Regions from separate parts of the Homo sapiens genome. Here region 2 is linked to region 1. A link is a loop called in an ENCODE intact Hi-C map of the cell type or tissue named here. Cell type or tissue: CD4-positive, alpha-beta T cell. All regions are shown on one strand.

Region 1 (8,000 bases):
TGCACCATAGAATTCCTGCAGAGAATGGGGATAGAAACCTCCCTGTTAATGCATTTAAAAATATTTGATTTGCAAAAAATTCAGTATACTTTAAAATAATTTTATTAATAATAATTTGTATTGTAACAACTATATTGTATAATGCATTGAACTTCTAAGTGTGTTTTTTCCCCCATCAGCATCTCAACTGTTCTTCCATAATAGGCCTTGAAGTAGGGTGGTTGTTTTGGCCCTGATGTTACCATTGCAGACGTGAGACTCATCCATGTCACAGAGCAGGTCCCTGGTTTCCCAGTTCTTGATATCTTGTGGCAGGTGGTAGTACTGGGGCCAATTGAAAACTTTCCTGTTGCTTTTGGAAAAAAAAAAAAGAAAAAAGATAAAAGAGACAAAAATGGGCATGTAGTTTTTTGAGCTTTTCTTTTTCTTTTTTTTTTTGAGACTGAGTTTCGCTCTTGTTGCCCCAGCTGGAGTGCAATGGTGTGATCTCACCTCACCGCAACCTCCGCCTCCCAGGTTCAAGTGATTCTCCTGTCTCAGCCTTCCCAGTAGTTGGGATTACAGGTGTCCGCCACCGCGCCCAGCTAATTTTGTATTTTTAGTAGAGGTAGGGTTTCTCCATATTGGTTGGGCTGGTCTCGAACTCCTGACTTCAGGTGATCCGCCCACCTTGGCCTCCCAGAGTGCTGGGATTACAGGCGTGAGCCCCTGCGCCCGGCCTTATTTGAGCTTTTCTAAAAGCAAGAAATTGAGGAAGAAACTCCTAACTGGGCAAATCCAGACCTTTTCTTAGTATCTTCAGAGAATATACAGTTGTGTCTAATTCTTTTTGGAAATATGGTATGCCTTATAAATAGGTACACCTTAATTAGTTGCAAAGATTTAAACAAGTGTAGGAAAGCTAGGAGAGAAAGCTGTTTGTTACTGTTCATTATGTATTGTACAGGGTGATGCTGAGATTGAGTTATTCTTGGTATGAATAACTTCCTTTGAAAGTTAGAATGATAGAGTTTTAGAACGTAAGGGACCTTAGATTTTAATCCGTAATGACCAAGAAAACTGTGTTTTTAAAAATTTTTTTTTTTTTTGAGATGGAGTCTCACTCTGTCACCCAGACCGGAGTGCAGTGGCATGATCTCAGCTCCCTGCAACCTCTGCCTCGTGGGTGATTCTCGTGCCTCAGTCTCACGAGAAGCTGGGACTGCAAGCATGCGCCACCACACCTGGCTAATTTTTGTATTTTTAGTAGAAATGGGGTTTCTCCATGTTGGTCGGGCTGGTCTTGAACTCCTGACCTCCATCCGCCTGCCTCAGCCTCCCAAAGTGCTGGGATTATAGACATGAGCCACCGCGCCTGGCTGGAAAACTGTATTTTTGAGCATTAAGTAATTTCCTTTAAATTTTTGTTGATAAAGGAGAGACCCAGCTGCCAAAGAGGCTTCTGTTCTGGGGGTAAGACTGGTCACTGCATGTTGAATTGACATCATTCAACCAAATGTGGTTTAGCCTGAGCCATCGTATTGTGGGTAAATGTGTAGTTTCTGTTGTGTCTTTGGAAATTCTAAAAATAGGCACTCCCCATACCTCCTTCTGGGGGTTTCCACAGCTGGCTTCAGCCCAGCCAGCTCATTTTGCAGACCTAAAGCGTTTAAGTTCCATGCCCATGGTCAGAGATGTGGGGACTTTGTAAAGTAATATTTCATCTCTAGTGCAGACATAATGCCCAGGAAACAGTTGCACTCATCAGCGAGCCTCGGAGTCATGTTCTTTATGGGTGACACAGTGATACAGCTGTAATATGCACCATGTTCAGTCCAGAGACAGGCAGTGAACTAACGAGAAAACTCCGCTGTTTGCTTAGACTTTCTGTGTATTGACTCAATGCCCACATTACTAAGCGCCCGTCTTTAAAAATTAGCCACAGTCTAGCACGTATAAACAGATAGGACAATTAACACCTGAAATTGTCTTGTTATATAAGTGAAACCAGTGAAACGTCATTAATCAAGACCCTCATACATTTGGAATGCCAAGTGACAGTCAACAGGGTTAGACCGAAGTTGGCTGGAGCCAGTATCTATGAGACAGGAGTTTGTTGAGCAAACCCGTGATATCAGCATGACATGGTCATATTGTTTAATCTGCTTTACAAGAACAAACACTTAGCTTTAATATTGGCATGCGTTGTTAAACATTTATTACAAGTACTTCTTATCAGGACCAACGAGACTTCTGCTTAGCAATAATTTGCCAGCCCTTTAAAGTTGTTTATGAATTTCAGAGCACTTAAATGGCGTTTTTATGTGAAGGTTTTGAAATCGACGGGAGAAAGGGCAAATGCGAGCATCTGATTTGTTTGTACCAGTGCTGCTTGGAAGAGGACTGGGCTTTGAGGAGACACTCAGCATTTCTTGTCGCGTGTAGGATTGAATGGGTGCATCAATCAAATGGTGCTGGGATTAGCGGTTGGCTTGTTGGGAAGAAAACAGCTCATTGTGTTTCTCAGTGGCAGTTCCATTGGCACCACAGCCAAGATGATCTTTCCTTGCTCAGGTTTGTGCTGTGCACTCCGGACATTCAGCTTCCCTGACTCCTACCCCGTGGAAGTTTGTTTCTGACTTGTTTCCAGATACCCCTGGGGAAACAGCTCCCTCCCTGGTTCAGGACCGTCATGTCGCGCCAAACACCAAAACAAATTCCAGGTATTAGAAAGTTCAGTGTAAAAACCCATAAAACAAGAAGAAAATACTAGTTAATATCTGGCAAAAGCTTTTTATTGTTATTGTTTTTTTAATTAAGCTGTTGGCCAGATGTGGTGGCTCATGCCTGTAATCCCAGCACTTTGGGAGGCTGAAGTGGATCATTTGAGCTCAGGAGTTCGAGACCAGCCTGGGCAACATAGGAAGACCCTGTCTCTACAAAAAACAAAAAACAAACCCTCCACAAAAATTATCAGGGCATGGTGGTGCAAGTCTGTAGTCTCAGCTGCTTGGGAGGCTGAGGCACAAGAATTGGTTGAGCCGGGGAGGCGGAGGTTGCAGTGAGCCAAGATCACGCCACTACACTCCAGCCTGGGTGACAAAATGAGACCCTGTCTCAAAAAAAAAAAAAAAAAAAAAAAAAAAAAATCAAGGTATTGAACTCTGTAAAGTCATGCGTCCAAATCTCCCTGGGCATCCTCCATTGCTGCGTAATAAGTCTGTGCCTCCAGTTGTCCTTATGTGGGCTATTCTAGCTCTTTCCCTTACAGTACAACTTGTTCCCCATTTTCTCTGACCTTTTATAGAGGAGATCGAGGCCACCTAGGGTGACGTCACTGCTTCACATCTTGATACCGCAGACTTGCTTTCTTTCTAGGGAAGGCTCCCTCTGCTGCACTTCCAAGAGTCCTGCTCCTTCAGACCCCACCCCCATGCCAATTTCCATTTTGCCTTCTCCTCTTCCTCTGTCCCTGCTGCCTATCACCCTCCTTATACTGTAAAATGCCCCTCTCATCTCCATCTTCCTGCACAGCCACCCTCCAGCCTCTCTCATGCCCTGCGTTCATGGCCAGACCTCTCCATGACTTCTTTCAGTCCAGGCTTGAGGAACCCAGGGCAGGAGGCCTGGCAGGGCGGGCAGAGCCGCCGTGAGGACTGGACTCAGTTGCCCATGGGATCCTGTCACCCAGCCCCAGCTTAAAACCCAGAAGCTCCCACTGCCAGGGGAAGGGAACTCCAGGAAATCATACCAGCCTTCCTTTTCACATTTCTTTCCTCACCATCCCCTACCTCAAGCTAGAAGTTTCCTTCTCACTGAAGCGTCTCTGGGAACGCCCCCATGGTTGCCTTCTCCCCCATCCCTGTCTGCTCTGCTGAGCCACAGTGTTGTCTTCTCTGACTCTAGGTCCCTTCTCTCCAGCTCCCTCCTCCATTACTTCATGGTAGCCCCTTCTTCTGGAAGCCTCTCTGAGACCCTGAGGGCAGGGAGTAACCAGCTCCTGCAATACAGTCTTCATCCAAGGATGGAGAAAGAGCTGGTTGAGCTGGTTGATTGAATATGAAATCTAGGAGGAGATTTACTTTCCCATTTCCAGCTGTGGTCCAAGTTGACCAGCATCATCCAAATAGGTGATTTGCTTGAGCATTTTACAATGATTCAAGCTCTAGGTACTTCCCCCCCGGGAAACACATATCCTGGGAAAAATGAAAACAAATTCCTCCTCAAGGGTGTGATTGGCTGACTCTTTTTTTTTTTTCTTTTTTTTTTTTTGAGAGAGACTCTCACTCTGTCACCCAGGCTGGAGTGCAGTGGTGCAATCTTGGCTCACTGCAGCCTCCACCTCCTGTGTTCAAGTGATCCTACTGCCTCAGCCTCCTGAGTAGCTGGGATTACAGGTGTGTCCCACCACGCCCAGCTAATTTTTATATTTTTAGTAGAGACGGTGTTTTACCATGTTGGCCAGGCTGGTCTCAAACTCCTCACCTCACGTGATCCACCCACCTTGGCCTCCCAGAGTGCTGGGATTACAGGCATAAGCCACCGCGCCTGGCCTCTTTCATTTTCTTTTTTTTTTGAGATGGAGTCTCGGTCTGTTGCCCAGCCTGGAGTGCAGTGGCATGATCTCGGCTCACTGCAAGCTCCGCCTCCCGGGCTCACGCCATACTCCTGCCTCAACCTCCCGAGTAGTTGGGACTACAGGCGCCCGCTACCTCGCCCGGCTAATTTTTTTGGATTTTTTTAGTAGAGATGGGGTTTTGCCATTTTCACCATGTTAGCCAGGGTGGTCTCGATCTCCTGACCTCGTGATCCACCCGCCTCGGCCTCCCAAAGTGCTGGGATTACAGGCGTGAGCCACCGCACCTGGCCTGACTCTTTCATTTTCAATGTTGTGTTTGAGACACCACAACTATGATTCTGCAAGGCACAGTCATGAAAATATTGGAACCAAAGGTGGGTGCATCTCCAGTCTTTTCCTTGAGAATTGTTTCTTTCCAGTGCACGTTGTGTGGGTGGTGGTGGGGGTGGTTCAGGTTCAGGTGGGTGTGGCCAGCGGAGGTGTGGGAAAATTTGCTGACTCCAGGATTAGCAACGTGCAAGGCCCGCTTTCTCCTCTTGGATGCTGCAAACAGTACGTGGTCTGTGATGTGCCCACGTGTTGGCATTTCCCTGTATGCCTCCTTGTCAGGTGATATAGGCGTCTTTTTCCTCTTTTATGGTTTTCGTTCATTTCTTTCTTTCTTTCTTTTTTTTTTTTTTTTTTGTTCTGAGTCGGAGTCTCTTTCTGTCGCCCAGGCTGGAGTGCAGTGGCGCGATCTCAGCTCACTGCAACCTCCACCTCCCGGATTCAAGCAATTCTCCTGCCTCAGCCTCCCGAGTAGTAGTTGGGACTACAGGCGTGCACCACCATGCCTGGCTAATACTTGTACTTTTAGTAGAGACGGAGTTTCGCCATGTTGGCCAGGCTGGTTTTGAACTCCTGACCTCAAATGATCTGCCTGCCTCAACCTCCCAAAGTGCTGGTATTACAGGCGTGAGCCACTGCACCCGGTTTTTGTCCATTTTTTACCTTCTCCATTCCTTATTTACCTACTTTATCCCCTCGTTCTGTAATCGTGTATTCAGCACCACGTTTGAGCAGGCACCGAGACCCCTCATGGTCCCTATTACGGTGGACTTGGCGCCTACACTCATGATTGGGAGAGGAAGTGGGCTCTGGGCTCTGAAAATGACTACAGATGAATAAGTTACACATTGTGATAACGGCTGTGATAGAGGATAGAGGGGAAGCAGGTGTATGCTGTTCTAGACAGGGTGGTCAGGAAGCCCCCAGTGCTACTTGAAATCTCTCCTTTTTCTTTTTAGTGGCGGGCTCTTGCTACGTGGCCCAGGCTGCTCTTGAACTCCTGGGCTCAAGCCATTCTTCCGCCTTGGCGTCTGGAGTAGCTAGGACTACAAGTTGACACCATCACACCTGGCTGAAAAATTTTCTTAAAAATAGCTTTATTGATGTATAAATTCAGAGATCATACAGTTCACTTCTTTAAAGAGTACCATTCTGTGTTTTTGGTATATTATTCTCCTTAAATTGTGGTAATATATAAAACACCATGTCTGCCATTTTAGCCATTTTTACTTGTAGAGTTCAGTGACATTAAGTACGTCCACAGCATTGTGCAATAATCTCCACTTTCTGTTTTCAAAATTTTTTCATCATCCCAAACAGAAACTCTGTACCCATTAAGCGGTAGCTCCGCAGTACCTCCTGTCTCACCACTGGTAACCTTGAATCTATTTTCTGTCTGTAAATTTGCCTATTCTCGGTACCTCAGAAATGGGATCATGAAATATTTGTTCTTTTGTGCCCGACCTCTTTCACTGGTACCCTGATGTCTTCAGGGCTTCTCTATGTTATAACATGGCTCAGAACTTCATTCCTTTCTATGGTTGAATAATATTCCATTGTATGGATATCACACATTTTGTTTATCTGTATTACTTGAAATCTTGATACATACTTTTTATTTTCTAAGCACTTCCCCATAATTCTCATCCGATTAGTTTGCCTGCCTTATTACTGGCAAATAATTTCTTGATTAATTGAATTTGCTAGCAATTTTGAACAAGATGATGGTGGTTACAAGGCAGAAATGCCATTTCCTGTTCTTTCTGTCTCTTTCTGTGTGTGTGTGTAACTCTGTATTTTCTTGAGTGTGTATCTCTCTGTGTGTCTTCTAAGTGAGGCCATCCAGTTGGTGCACTTGTCTGAAGATAATACAGGTGCAGGGGTGAAACTGCAGGGCCTTAGAACAGTTCGCCCCCTACCTCCTGAAGGTGTTGACAGGAAAAGCTAGCCTCGGCCCTCCATTACTCTCAGAGTCTGCTCAAGACAGACACAACTCTGTCTCCTTGTAATAAATGTGTCTCACAGAGCTAAAGCAATGCACAGAAGAAAGGACTTCTCTGAAGGCCTGCTCAGTTTATCAACAAAATTGATCAATTTTTGTTGTTTGTTTCACAGATCAATGAAGGACACATCCAGTGTGATGAGGCACTGGGGCATATATAGAATGTATTTGACAACAGATATTAGTTCTTTGTTAGCAGGAATGACACACGTTTAGCAGGAATGACACACGTTTAATGTTGTGACCAGAGGCAGAGTCATTCTAGATCTTAGGTGCGACCTGAGCTTTGTGGAGCCTCAGTTCTGTCTTGAAAGATATTCTTCACTCTGCCCTCTTTTATTGATTAATTTTAGGCAATCTCTGCGGGTATTTCCAGTGCTCTTGGCTTTTCTTGACTTTGTACTAATTGCCAAAGGCGGCAGAGGATGAGGACTTGTTGGGGTGGTCGTGTGTACCAGTGATGTTTCTAGAGAGTGCATGGTTAGCCTACACTCTTCCTGTCTTCACAGATCCCACCTCACGTGGAAATAGGTACTCAAAAATCCATTGTGCTTCTGTAATGGATTAAGCTTCGAGCCCACCCCATCGGCTCCCATCACATCAACTCACCAAACATTGGCTCAGGGAGTACCTGGGCCAGCCTGGGTGCCCACTAACCATCCCTGGGACGGGACGACCTCGACTAGCCCGCTATGTCATGTTTTCTTATTCCATGGGCATAAGGCTTGGCAGAATGCGGAGATTCTGAGCTCAGAAGTTTCTGACTTTTCCTTAAAAAAGAACTGAAACATTAGAGCTTTAGGCTGTGCTTCCACCATGCGGATCCACATTGGTTCCCATCTGTGTGGTCCAGCAGAAGCAGCTCCCTGATCACTGTGCAGGTTCCTGTGGCCGAGATGGTCGGCGTTTGGGTCAGGCGGCTCCCAGCACAGGAGTGGGAGCTGGCAGGAGTGCCCTGTGAGTGCCTTAATGAGATGCCACTGCATTCACCCTTCATTTGCCCTGTGCCGATGGAAAAAAAAATGGGTTTTCCAGTAGAAATGTACTGTAAATGATTATTCTAAGTTATAGCAATGGCCTACCTGGCTTCTTTTTTTTTTTTTTGAGATGGAG
Region 2 (8,000 bases), 49 kb before region 1:
CTGGTCTCAAACTCCTGGCCTCAAGTGATCCTCCTACTTTGGGCTCCCAAAGTGCTGGGATGACAGGCACGGGCCACTGCACTTAGCTCTGGAGGGACATTTTTGTGACTGTACTAGTAGCACAATAAGAGCTCAGGACCAGCACCCTGATCTCACTTTGTGTCAATAGCAGTGTGTCTCCTTTTTCATTAAATGAGTGCCTGCTGGATGCTGCTTTAGGAAGACTATAAATAGAAACTTCCGTGGGTCAAGCACCGTCTTTTCCCACTCATCTCACACTATGCTACTTATTCTGAAATTGCCCAATAAATACACCTATTAAGGACACAGATGATTGGTTTGTCTGAAAGTCCAGATGGAAAACAGACTCAACTTTTCTTTTTTGGTGTATATGTGTTTGTGTGTGCGTGTGTGTGTGTGTGCGCGCGCGTGCGTGTGTATGTGTGTGTGGTGGGGGAGAGAATGCACAAACACTCGAGGTGGTTTGTATATTTGACTGGTGAATTTCATAGTTGTTTTTCTGGGGTTACTTAGAATTTGAGAGTCCGTGAGAAGCATTAGGAAGAACATTACTGAGAAAAAAGGAGGGGTGGGAAGCCCCTAGACTTCTCCCCGAGGGTATCCCCGCTGCAGTCTTCTTTAGATGTTTGGATTCCCCAGTCCTCTTGTTTTGAGGCGTGATATAAATTCAGCCTCTCATACATTTAAAAATATCGGTTGAACACCTGCTATATTCTAGGCACCGAGGAGACGGCAGTGAGCAGACGAGAATGCCTGCTCTCCTGGAGCCACAGAAAATACAAGGGGCAAAGAAGGGAAAGGAACAGCACGTTAGAAGCTGCAGGTTAGGCAGGAACCAAGAGCCAAAGGGGATGTGTGGGGTGGGGTGATGGCAGCTTGAGGTGACGCTTGAATGCAGACCTGGAAAGAGCCATGGGGCTGTCTGAACGTAGACTCTTCCGGTCAAAGGCGGCCACAAGGGCAAGTGCCTGATGTGGGAGCCTGCCTGGGATTTTGCAGTGAGCCGAGATTGCACCACTGCACTCCAGCCTGGGCGACAGAGTGAGACTCCGTCTCAAAAAGAAAAAAAAAAAAATCTGCCCGCCCCCACCTCCCAAAGTGCTGGGATTACAGGCGTGAGCCACCTCACCTGGCCGAATTCCGGATGTGTTTTAAAGGTGGAGCTGGTAGGAATTGCTGGTGGACTGGATGTGGGGTGTGAGATTCCCCAAGGACCTGGGCTTGGACGAACAGTTCATTTGGTGGTTTTGTTCAGTTTCCCCAGGAATTCTCGGAGCACCTGCTCTGTCTACACATTATGGGTGCCCGTGTGCTGGGAGGCTCTGGAAACGGGCAAGCACACAGCCTTGGGCTTCTGGGCTCCCCTGGGGAGGGATTTCTGAATTTGAAGGTGAAATTCTCAGAGGGACTTTGAGGTACCTCCTCTTTTGAGGTCAGGAGTTCGAGAGCAGCCTGGCCAACGTGGTGAAACCTCGTCTCTACTAAAAATACAGAAAATTAGCTGGGTGTGGTGCTGTGCACCTGTAGTCCCAGCTACTCCGGAGGCCGAGGCAGGAGAATCGCTTGAATGCTGGAGGTGGAGATTGCAGTGAGCTGAGATTGTGCCACTGCACTCCAGCCTGGGTGACACAGTGAGACTCCATTTCAAAAAAAAAAAAAAAAAAAAAAGAAAAGGTGAAGATAACAAACTTCAGTGTCCTTATTGATTAGTAAAATGAGATTTGGGAAGTGGGAGTTTGGGTAGAGCTTGTTCCCAGAGAAGCTAATGATGACTGTGTCTCAAGTACAAATTTCTGGTTCGAACTTGGCCACTGAATGGACAGTAATTAGGTTTGCTGGTGCCAGGTGGAGATTTGTGTGCTCTCAGGGGAGGATTTCAAGGGTTAACTTGTTGAGTTTTCCTTTGGCTGGGTCTCTGTAAATCTCTTTAATCTTTCCTTTCCCCAAATAAATCTCCTTAAATCCCCTTCAATCTCTCTCCTCCTGCTTCTCCTCCTCTCTCCTCTGGGAGGGCTTAGGCATGGGTCCAGCGGAGATTTGTCACATTACTGGTCAACTTGCCCACCGGGGATATGTTTTCTTTTTTTACTTTTTAAGTTTTTATTTTATTTTCTGAGACAGAGTCTTGCTCTGTCGCCCAGGCTGGAGCGCAGTGGTCCAGTCTCGGCTCACTGCAACCTCTGCCACCCGAGTTCAAGCGATTCTCCTGCCTCAGCCTCCTGAGTAGCTGGGATTACAGGTGTTTGCTTTTTTTTTTTGAGACGGAGTCTCACTCTGTCACCCAGCCTGGAGTGCAGTGGCGTGATCTTGGCTCACTGCAACCTCCGCCTCCCGGGTTCAAGTGATTCTCCTGCCTCAGCCTCCCGAGTAGGTAGGACTACAGGCGCGTACTACCACGCCCAGCTAATTTTTGTATTTTTGGTAGAGATTATGTTTCAACGTGTTGCCCAGGCTGGTCTAAAACTTCTGACGCCAAGTGATCTGCTCACCTCAGCCTCACAAAGTGGTGGGATTACAGGCATGAGCCACTGCACTCGGCCATTATGTTTCTTTAATTAATGAAGGAACTGCTTATAGGCAGCCACCATGAAGCTGGTGCCCGAGTCAGCGGACCCACGTTATTTTCCTGATGCAAGATGGTCAATTCCGTGCTTATTTAGTGCAGGAGGACACGTGGACTCCGGGAAAGATTCCAGCCTGATCTCGGTTCACGTTGGCTATGCCCCTTTGACTTTCTGTGGTGAGGGAGATTTCTTTTTCTCCGGGGTAGTTTTTTATTAGATCTCACTTGATTTTCTTTTCTTTTCTTTTTTTTTGGTTTATTATGCAGTGTATTGATTATTCAGGCTCCAGTTAGATCAAAGGTCACCTCCAAATACATGCCGTAGGTCAAGTTCATTCCGCCACAGACCAAGTTCATTTTATATCTTCAGCTATCTGTTCTCTGTGTCTTGTGCTGTTTTTCCAAATCTTTCAGCAGGACTTAGAAATGGAGAGATTCCAGCCTGGAGTGCTGGCTCACAACTGTAATCCCAGCACTTTGGGAGAATGAGGCAGAAGGATCACTTGAGGCTGGGAGGTTGAGGCTGCAGTGAGCTATGATGGTACCACTACACCCCAGCCTGGGTGACAGAGAGAGACCGTGTCCCCATAGAGAAAGAAAAGAAAAAAGAAATGAGGGACCCAGTACAGTGGCTCATGCCTGTAATCATAGCACTTTGGGAGGCTGAGGCGAGTGGATCACCTGAGGTCAGGAGTTCAACACCTGGCCAACATGGTAAAACCCCGTCTCTACTAAAAACACCAAAATTAGCCGGCATGGTGTTGCATGCCTGTAATCCCAGCTACTCGGGAGGCTGAGGCGTGAGAAACGCTTGAGCCTGGGAGGCGAAGGTTGCAGTGGGCCGAGATTGTGCCACTCCACTCCAGCTTGGGCGACAGAGTGAGACTCTGTCTCAAAAAATAAAAGAAAAAAGAAATGGGGGATTCTGTCTCCTGGTGAACACTGAACCTTGAGAGCAAGCCTTTGATAGGGTATATTTGCTGAGGCCGGGTAAAGGAGGCAACGTAACATAACAGAAAGATCGTTCTGGTGCAGGCATTCATAGCTGAATGCCTCTGGATAGATTCCTTAATCTCTCTGAGTTTAAGAGGGAGATAGGAGTTGCTGCCTTGTGGGATTGTTGTAAGGATTCAGTGACATATGTGAGGTACCTGGCACATAACTGGGATTGAATATACAGTAACTGTCATCAAGCTGTAGTTACCTCCAGCAGCTGAGGTTGGCTTCCCTTGGACATTTGGGGCAGGTTCCATTGGGGAAGAACACGTCAGTATCTGTTGGAAATTGATTTTTTGGAAGCTCTTGTTGCAAATAGGCAGGATGGTGCATATTTAACCTCCCCCAAAATTTATGGTTTCAGCAATCATAAACAATTCTTCAGTCAGCCAGAGAAGAACAATCCACAGTTGTTCTTCCTGGTACAGTGAGTAGCTAAGAACATAGGCTCGGAGGTTACACGGATATGGGTGGAAATCCTGGGTCCACAGCTTCCTAGCTGTATGGCTTTGGGCCAATTATTTTACCATTCTGAGCCTCATGTCCTCATCTGTAAAACAGGATGACACTTGGACCTAATGTGAGGCTTGTGGTGAAGATGAAATGAGGGTGCACGGGAACCACTGAGAGCCGTGTGTGGCACGTGGGTGTGTGTGCAGTCAATGCCCGCTCTCTATCATTTATCCCTGCCCCTCAGAGGCCATTTCCACAGATTTGGAAGGCCCGCTGAGCCATTCAACATTTGCTCCCAACAGGGGTGATTAGTTCATGTAATGCTAGCATTAAGCAAAAGACTCTGCCTGAAACGTCCTCTGGCCCAGCTCCGGTGCTGGAGTGACCTAGTTAGCTGTGTGTCCCAGGCTCAGCCCTCCCCCTGGGTAGCTTCTCGGTTTTTTTTTTTTTCTCTGCACCTCTCCCTGCACCCTTAGCTGGTTTTAAAAAAATCTGTCCCTCTCTCCATCAGCCTGGGCAAGAGTGGCTTCTCACTGCATGGAGGTCTGCAGGCAGCCTGTGGCTTTTCTTTGATTCAACATGCTTTTCTTTTTGGAAAATTCCTTGTCTTTCTGCTTTGTTTCTTATTGAAACTCATGTTTTGATTTGATGACTCAAGGAACTTACTTACAGTGTCTAACCATCATGAAGTTTTGTAGTTTAAAACCTATAGGTACTGAATTTATTTTAATGCTAGAGTATTTAAAAATGGCAGCATGCATATGTATATACCCCATAAGCATATGTAACCATTTATTTAAAATACCCTTTTGGGGGATTTTTGCATGGGAGTTGGGAGAAGATCTCAAAAACTTTAAATGTCCCAGGTCACAGGATGTTAGTGTTAACACTTGGGGAGCTAATTTCCAAATCAGCCATGATTTCTCCTCTTGACCTGTCCATTTTAGTCCCTGTGGAAGCCAGACAATGTCCGGGATCTTGATTTACTGGTGCCTCTATCACAGGCTGAGCAGAGGAAGAAAAAGCTCCTCCAGCTGAAAGTAGTCAGTATTTCTAGTTGTTGAGAGGACCTTTCTCTCTCTTTCATGACCACAACACAGATCACTGAAATTGGTTTTACAATAAATTGGATTTGGTGCTGTAAATGGAATCCTAAAGGTATCGTATTAAATAAAACCTCAGACAGTTTCTGATGTTCAAGTGACAGTCTTGCCTGCCTCCCCACACAACCCTGTCCCTTCGTACAAGGCCCAAAGTGTTGTGAAAAAGAAAAACCCTAGACCTTTGTAGCTTTGAAAAATTTGTGGATGGAGAGAAGAGAAGCTGTACCAAGCCAGGAGGTATCGGAGTGACCAGCAGGCCAGCGTCCCCTGCCCCCAAATATCCTCCCATTTATGGGCTAATACTTCCTTAACCTTGAAAGAAGACTGCTTCAAATTTGCCTTAAAACTTGAGAAGATATAAATACCTCAAAATAGGTTGAGAGGCTGCCAGTCATTTACTATGTAAGTGATTTTAAGGAAAGAACTTTTTCTCAATACTTGATTAGCATTTGAATGGCAGGCAGAAGGAGGAAGAAGTAATTTCGTCCCGGGAGGCTCAAATGGGTCGCAAACTGGGGAGTTGAGGGCTGAGTGAGGCAAGGTGGTAATGATGCATTGAGGCTTTGGGGAATAGAACCCGTAAACCAACCTACATCAACTATTGCCAAATTGGGCCCTAAACTGTCCTGGGCTCTGGAAAGGGAGGCTGCTGTGTCGCTGCCTCTCCCATCTTTCTTTCTTTCTCCCGGGCCAGGCCGGGACTGCAGATACTGTCACAGCTCTACCATGGACGCCAGGGCTTCTTTAGGTTGGAATAGTGTCCACGTCACCAGGAAAAATTCCACTTCTGTAAGAAAATATGCCTCAAAACAACAACAACAGCAACAACAAGCTTTCAATGATCTCTTGGAACAGACTTTGCATATAAGTTGGGGACATCCTGTATGTGGCAATAACGTACAAGAATTATGCTCTTTGGATTTTTTGGGTGTGTGTTAGCATGGTCAGTAAAAATGGAGTTTGGGGCCCTAGTCGTGATGGACAAACAATGTTGGCTTTCTTTGGTGCTTTCAGCTTCTTGACAAATGGATATAATAACAAGACTTCCTATTTGACTGTTTTTTTTTTTTTTTTGAGATGGAGTCTTGCTCTGTCACCCAGGCAGGAGTGCAGTGGTGTGATCTTGGCTCACTGCAATCTCTGCCTCCCAGGTTCAAGCTACTCTCGTGCCTCAGCCTCCCGAGTATATGAGATAACAGGCATGCACCACCACACCCAGCTAATTTTTGTACTTTTAGTAGAGACGGGGTTTTACCATGTTGGCCAGGATGGTCTCGATCTCCTGACCTTATGATCTGCCTGCCTTGGCCTCCCAAAGTGCTGGGATTACAGGCATGAGCCACTGTGCCTGGCCCTTTTTTTTTTTTTTTTTTTTTTTTAATTGAGATGGAGTCTCGCTCTGTGGCCCAGGCTGGAGTGCAGTGGCGTAATCTCTGCTCACGGAAACCTCTGCCTCCTGGGTTCAAGTGATTCTCCTGCCTCAGCCTCCCGAGTAGCTGGGATTACAGGCGCCCACCACCACGCCTGGCTAATTTTTGTATTTTTAGTAGAGACGAGGTTTCACCATGTTGGCCAGGCTGGTCTCGATCTCCTGACCTCAAATGACCCACCCGTCTTGGCCTCCCAAAGTGCTCGGATTACAGGTGTGAGCCACCGCTCCTGGCCTATTTGACTGTTTTTTAAAAATTATAGTTAAACGCCTCCTCCAGCCATTGAATATAGCTGGCTGATATTACCTAAGTTTGGGGTTCCGTCTCCTGGCTTTGGAGCCTCCCCTACCCCCCGCCGGTCTGTGTACAGGGAAGCTGCTTCTTTCTTTCTTCCCCCTTCTTTCTTGCCTATTAAACTCTCTGCTCCTTAAAACAAAAGACAAAAAACAAAAAAGTGTGCTTAAAAAATACATAGTATAAAACTTGCCATCGTAACCATTTTGAAGTGTGCAGTTCTGTGGTGTTAAGTACATTACAGCATTGTCCAACCATCGCCACCATCCATCTCCAGAACTCTTTCATCTTCCCACATTGAACCTCCACTCCACCTATGAAACACTAACTCCCTACTCCCTCCTCCCTGACCTTCTGATACACACCGTTCCACCATCTGTCTCAGTGAATTTGGCTACTTTAGGTACCACATAGAAGTAGAATCATGTGATACAGTCATCCCTTGGTATCTGCCGGGGGCTGGTTCCAGAATCAACCTGCCGCGGATAACAAAATTTTAGGATGCTCTAGTGTCTGATATAAAATGGTGTAGTATTTGCATATAAATTTTGCACATCCTCCCATGTACTTTTTGTTTTTTGTTTTTTGTTTTTGTTTGTTTGAGATGGAGTCTCGCCCCGTCCCCCAGGCTGGAGTGCAGTGGCGCCATCTCAGCTCACTGCAAGCTCCGCCTCCCGGGTTCCCGCCATTCTCCTGCCTCAGCCTCCCGAGTAGCTGGGACTACAGGCGCCCGCCATGATGCCTGGCTAATTTTTATTTTTTATTTTTTTTATTTTTAGTAGAGACCCGGTTTCACCGTGTTAGTCAGGATAGTCGCGATCTCCTGACCTCCTGATCTGCCCGCCTCGGCCTCCCAAAGTGCTGGGATTACAGGCGCCTGCCACCACGCTGGGCTGATTTTTTGTATTTTTAGTAGAGACGGGGTTTCACTGTCTTAGCCAGGATGGTCTCAATCTCCTGACCTTGTGATCCACCCGCCTTGGCCTCCCACATTGCTGGGATTACAGGCGTGAGCCACCCCGCCCGGCCTTTTTTTTTTTTTTTGAGATAGGGTCTCACTCTGTCATGGAGGCTAGAGTGCAGTGGTGCGATCTTGGCTCACTGCAGGCTCTTCCTCCCGGGTACAAGCAATTCTCCTGT

The links. Hi-C counts contacts between places; a loop is a spot of excess contacts. Peaks named below come from ENCODE experiments on the same cell type or tissue, not always from the same donor. Only the 100,000 strongest peaks of a DNase experiment are listed, where the experiment ranks them.
Region 2: it touches region 1 in a loop (1.9-fold over the local background); 13 of 110 quality-filtered maps call a loop at or near these places.

What each region holds. Positions count from the first base shown.
Region 1 is chr10:12,403,625-12,411,624 of GRCh38, forward strand. All of the region lies in intron 1 of CAMK1D (calcium/calmodulin dependent protein kinase ID), which reads left to right. Among named protein-coding and RNA genes, the nearest start is that of CAMK1D, 58 kb to the left of the region's middle. RefSeq lists a silencer at 1,394-1,443 and an enhancer at 1,574-1,683. In CD4-positive, alpha-beta T cell, no CTCF peak of the experiment used is centred here; no DNase peak of the experiment used is centred here.
Region 2 is chr10:12,355,055-12,363,054 of GRCh38, forward strand. The region is part of intron 1 of CAMK1D (calcium/calmodulin dependent protein kinase ID); the gene reads left to right. Among named protein-coding and RNA genes, the nearest start is that of CAMK1D, 9.5 kb to the left of the region's middle. RefSeq lists a silencer at 1,503-1,552. In CD4-positive, alpha-beta T cell, no CTCF peak of the experiment used is centred here; a DNase peak (open chromatin) is centred at 4,197; H3K27ac peaks cover 826 bases.